Linked DNA regions of Homo sapiens: region 1 is linked to region 2. The links are chromatin loops, found by intact Hi-C in ENCODE. Cell type or tissue: PC-3. All regions are shown on one strand. Each heading gives the region's core, and the rest is flanking DNA. Links, peaks and the distances in the headings are about the cores only. Region 1 overlaps LINC02465 (long intergenic non-protein coding RNA 2465). Region 2 overlaps LINC02465 (long intergenic non-protein coding RNA 2465).

Evidence for each region. Peaks named below come from ENCODE experiments on the same cell type or tissue, not always from the same donor. Only the 100,000 strongest peaks of a DNase experiment are listed, where the experiment ranks them.
Region 1: a loop joins it to region 2, with 12 times the contacts of the local background. A loop is called at or near these places in 1 of 110 quality-filtered maps.

The regions. Positions count from the first base shown.
Region 1 is chr4:129,911,208-129,914,040 of GRCh38, reverse strand. All of the region lies in intron 13 of LINC02465 (long intergenic non-protein coding RNA 2465), which reads right to left. Among named protein-coding and RNA genes, the nearest start is that of LINC02465, 140 kb to the right of the region's middle. In PC-3, for the core only: no CTCF peak of the experiment used is centred there; no DNase peak of the experiment used is centred there; H3K27ac peaks cover 1,194 bases.
Region 2 is chr4:129,827,708-129,830,540 of GRCh38, reverse strand. All of the region lies in intron 8 of LINC02465 (long intergenic non-protein coding RNA 2465), which reads right to left. Among named protein-coding and RNA genes, the nearest start is that of LINC02465, 58 kb to the right of the region's middle. In PC-3, for the core only: no CTCF peak of the experiment used is centred there; no DNase peak of the experiment used is centred there.

The DNA.
Region 1 (2,833 bases), core at 47-2,546, 83 kb before region 2:
AAAGCAAAGGTTTATTCACACTTTGTGATACAATAAAACTAATTTAGTTAATTGAAGAGGTGGCTATGAGAGTATTTCAGGTTACAACAATGTTTCAGATTGTAAATAAATATGAAAATAAACAATTGAATGAGCTTTCTTTCAAAAAGTTTTAAAAATGCAATCCTGTATATAAAATTTTAGAGGAAAGATTTTTAGATAGCAGGATTATTATAAAAGTAGTACATTTTGTTAATGTTTTAAAAATAGAGCCATTTTATTTTGTCTTATTTAGTGCCATATAACTAGCTTTAAGACCGTATTGAAACATGGATTATTTTTGTCAATACTTAAAGTGATTGCATTACTGCGATTTTAAATTAATACAAATGTAAAAATTAAAACTAATTTTATTTTTAAATTTTTCAAATGATGCTTATGAATATTATTATACTTAATCTCAAAAACATTCTACAATGAAATAAGAACATATTATTATGATTGATATTATATAGATCAAAAAAATTATGCAGGAATAAATTAAAATACTTGTACTAAGAAGAAGAAATCCCTTGTCTCAAGCCAGGTTATCTGGGGATCATCTATTTCAAACTTGATAAGCTTCTATGATGGCTTCAGCACATTACAATTATTATGACTAAAATACTCTTTTCAAAATAAATCTTCATATTAAGGACATTATTCTGCCCTCTGTTTGCTTCCCCATTCTCTTTTCAGGTTTAGATTAATTTTGAGAGAGAATCTGAAGGTGGATTAGATAGTAATCCAGCAAAAACTATTTAGAATGGCACTGGTTTTGATTACAGTAAATAGATTACTTTAAACAAAAACCCTATATTACTCTTAGTAACAAAATCACAGAGATTAGCATAGTAGAAATACTGATTCTGTATCCAGGAACCCGCCATCTTGAGGGATTTAACCATGATAAAATGTAATGCCAACCAATTTGGAGTTTTACTTAATATCTTCTTCCTATCAAGTGGAAAATACAGTTTTGTGGGGGAAATGACACTATGTCTTTGTATAATGCAATATACACTCTATCCATAATGCTTTTATTTGAACCACAGGATATTGCCAATATATAATCATCCTGAGCCTACAAATGGCAATTTCATCTGATCCAATCTGATATTTTTTGATATTTATTTTTACTAAAAAAACCTGAGAAAAAGAATAAGATCAAATTATCAGCTTTACACGCATTACAGTTTTAAAAATAATTCTTATGTACACAATGACTAATTTTAATTTGAAATATTTAATTTATATATGTCTCACTAAAGGAAGACTCATGCCATAGAATCATAACCATAAGTTTAAAAAAGCTACTTAAGTACATTTTTTTGTATGGATGACAAGGTCCCTATTAGAATGTCACATCAAAAGAGTATTTTGCAAAATTTAATATGTAACAGTAACATGACAATGTAACAATGCAAATATTTACTTTATGCTATAACATCATCAAATCCACAAATAACATCTTTTTAAAGAATTAAATGACTCATAGTGAAAAGAATCCAGGACAATGACAAAAATAAATTCAGAAAACCTTTCAATTATGGTCTAGATATTAAATTTTTTCTAATATTGAAGGCAAAACTTTTTCCTACTGTTCAATGCATTCCTAATCTTCTCCCAGTGCCTGTGCTTTCTATTTGATAGGCACTTTATAGTGTTCTTATGTTTTATATCACAATACGATTATTCTCTTAGTGACTCATGGTTAAAGGAACTCAGGGAGGGAAAAGCCTACATAACCAATACAGATTTTAACAGTACATTTGAAACTTTACAAATTATAAACTTATACCCTTTTATTTTACTATAATAATGACATTCATTTTATACTGCTTTATGTTTTACGAGGACTTTGATTTATATTACAGTGTCTCATTTAGTGTTTTTTGTTTTTGTTTTGTAGTTGTTGTTTGTTTTTTTGTGAGACTGGGTCTCACACTGTCACCCAGGTTGGAATGCAGTGGCATGATCATAGCTCACTGCCTCCTCAAATTCCTGGGCTCGAGGAATCCTCCCACATCAGCCTCCTGAGCAGATGAAACTACAGACACATATCACCACACCCAGATAATTAATTTATTTATTTTTGTGTATAGGCAGGGTCTTGCCATCTTACCTATGCTAGTCTTGAACTCCTGGGTCTTTCTATGCTTTTATTTTAAGGTTTTACATTACACTTGACTGAGAACTATAATAAATAAAAGAATATTTTATAATAATTTTATAATATTATAAAAATTATTTTATAATAAAAATAATAAGTTTTAAGAAACTATTCAAAATTCTACACGGGAAAAAAAAGGAAAGAATTTTCCTTTACTATTTATAAACTTAAGCACAAAACAAAACCTGTAAATAAAATAAATATAATTTCATGTTTATATGTAAAACAACATTAAAGATACTCCTAGTTTTAAACATTTTAATTACACCTTTATTAAGATTAATTCACATACTATAAAAGTTACCCTTTTAAAGAGTACAATTTAGTGGTTCGTTGTATATTCATAGAGTTGTGTAACTATCATCAATATCTAACTTCAGAATTTTTTAACACCTCAGAAAGAAATTCTGTGCTCATTAGCAGTGGATGTTTGTAATATTTTTTAAAGAAAAAAACAAATTACACACATTTTGTTTTAAAAACAGAACCAAAATGAAAACTTAGATGTTTTTTTTTTCCCTTGGATGTGCTTCTACAAAACTATACCCAGCAATTTTGACTTCATGCTTGGGAAAAGACTTCCAAGGGATAATATTATCATAATAAATTCTCTGAAATGTTTTATATGATCTGGACTTGAGA
Region 2 (2,833 bases), core at 29-2,528:
TACATATAATATACAACAGTTCATCTGTCAAAGTTACTCATAATCAAAAAAGCAACCCACTTGTTTAAAGTAAATTGTTACGCTGGAAAGTTGCTTTAATGTAATAATATTAATAAAAAAGAAATAGGACTGCGAATTCCACTAAGAAAAATTCAGCATTTATTGAGTCATTTTAATATACTAATCATAGGTCTAAGCGTTTTCTGAGTATTACTTCCTTGGATCCTTATTCCAACCCTACAAGTTAGATATTGTTATCATCCCCATTTTACAGAGGAAACAACTAAGATAGAGTGGGGTTAAGGAATCTGTTTAAAGCCACATAGTTAAGAAGCAAACAGAACGTGAATCTCTTCCTCAGAGCCTGTACTATTTCTCATCATGCTATAATGTTTTGTTGAGAAGGAGTCTGACTATTTTTTTCACTTCTAAATAGGTAAGACAAGACCTGGCATATATAATAGATCCAGCTAAGAGGGTTTGGAGTTTGACAAGTCTCAGTGTTAACAGGAATACCACTATAAAAGTGTTGAATTTGGGCTGCTCCCTTACTGCCTAGCTGGATAACGTAATGCTGCAATATAGGTGACCTTTATCTAACAGATGGTGACAGATTTTGAGACAAGCTTGAAGGAAATTAAAAGCCAGCAGGTAAATGTTGTTCCTACTAATGATAAAAAATGTTAAGGTCATCTAAAAAAGGCTTCTGTCTTTATTAAAAACTGACGCTGATTTAAGTGGCCCTACCACTGACTCCCTTGGCTTCTATAAAAGAAAGTGTGCATTGTGTTTTCATTTTCTGTCTTCTCACTTTCTTTCGTCAGAATGGTTCTGAAACTTCAGTATGTATCAGAATCACCTGGAGCACTTGCTAAATCACAGATTTCCAGGTTCCATTCCTGGAGTTCATGATTTAATAATATGAGAATTTCTTTTCATAATAAATTCCCAATTTATGCTGACAGGGAGTTTCTTGTCTATAGACCATACTTTGCAAACCACTGCCCCACTCCACTGTACTTCAAAATCCTTCAAAGAAGTTTAGAAGGTGCTCATCAATGTATCTACAATTGCTCTTAGCACAATGCCTGACATACATGTATCAAAACAAGCAAGTAAAAAACAAAAAAAACTTGTGAACAGGTTGGTACAAAAGTAATTGCGGTTTTTGCCGTTACTTTTAATAGCAAAGACAGCAATTGGTTTTGCACCAACATAATAACAGTATTTTCAAATATAAACTTTGTGAGAAAAGGTACTTCTTATTCCTTTCTTTAACAAAAAGTAATTTTGACATAGTGACTCACAACATAAAGTGTTTTAAGAGATTTAGATAAATATTCTTAGCAATGTGATTCATAATAACCAATAACTGGAAACAAAGTGAATACATTGTGATATAATCACATAACAAATATTCTACCGTAATAAAAATAAACTACTGCCACACATACAAGAAGGATGAATCTTATAAACATACTGTTGAGCCAATGAATCCAGACATAAAATATTACATTCATCTAAAATTCAAAAATAAACAGGGCAAGATAGTGGTTAACTTTGGGAAGAGATGAGTGTAGCAATTTGGAGGGGATATGATAGGAGATTCTGGAGTTCAGGTAATAATCTATTTCTTGTCAAGAGCATGTTTGTTTTTGATAATGCATTGAGCTGTACACTTATTATTTTTGGTTTTTCTGTACATATGTAATATTTTAATATGGTGTTTTATTAGTAGAAAATGTTTAAGCTTGAAAAATAGATCAAAGCTACTGATTTTCCATTAGTGGACAGAAAATATTCATTCATTGGATATTTTCCAGGTATTATGGGCTAAATTGCATCTCTATCTTCCAACTTATATGTTGAAGTTCTGACCCCCAGTACCTCAGAATATGACTGCATTTGGAAATAAGGCTTTTGTAAAAGTAATTAAGATAAAATAAAGTTATATGGGTGGGCCCTAATCTAATATGATTGGTGTCCTTATAAACAGAGGCAATTAGGATGCAAATAACACACAAACCTCGAGAGGAGCAACTATGTGAGAGCACAATGAGAAGACAGCCATTGCAAGGCAAGAAGAGAGTTCTCAAAAGAAACCTACTCTGTGGACACCTTGGTCTTAGACTTATGGTCTTCAGAATTGGGGAAAATAATTTTTTGTTATTAATGCCATCCAGTCTGTGGTACAATGTCATGCAAGCCCCAACAAATCAACATACGAAAATAACTTTCATATCTATTACCATTGTATATGTTTGGGATAACAAAGGACATGAAAAATGATAATCCTGAATAATGTCTATGTAGTCCTGAAAAATGAAGGAGAAAACTTTTTCAAGCTCTTATTTGTGCCCTGTGTTTATGAAATTGTGCATTGATCCATCAAGATAGAATTGTGAGTTAAAATTCATTTCCAAATATTCCTTCTTCCTCAAACATAATAAATGTTATGCCTCCATTTTCCCAACTTGAAAATGAGGCAGAGGAATTCAATTTGCCTGTGCTTGAATAGAAATTTTATTTACCAGTGTTCCTGATAAATACCCTTCCTGATATCATTTATGTCATTTCAGAATGTGATAGTTACTTTTATGTCACCACTGCTAGTCCACAGTGCCCAGTTATTTGGTCCCACACTAGTCTGGATGTTGCTGTGAAAGTAATTTTTAAATGTGATTAACATTTTCATTAATGGACTTTGAATAAAACAGATCACCTTCCATATTGTGAGTGGGCCTTATCCAATCAGTTGAGGGCCTCAAAAGAAAGGCTGAGGTCTCCTGAAGAGGAAACGATTCTCCTCTAGTCTGTCTTCAGACTTCAGGTT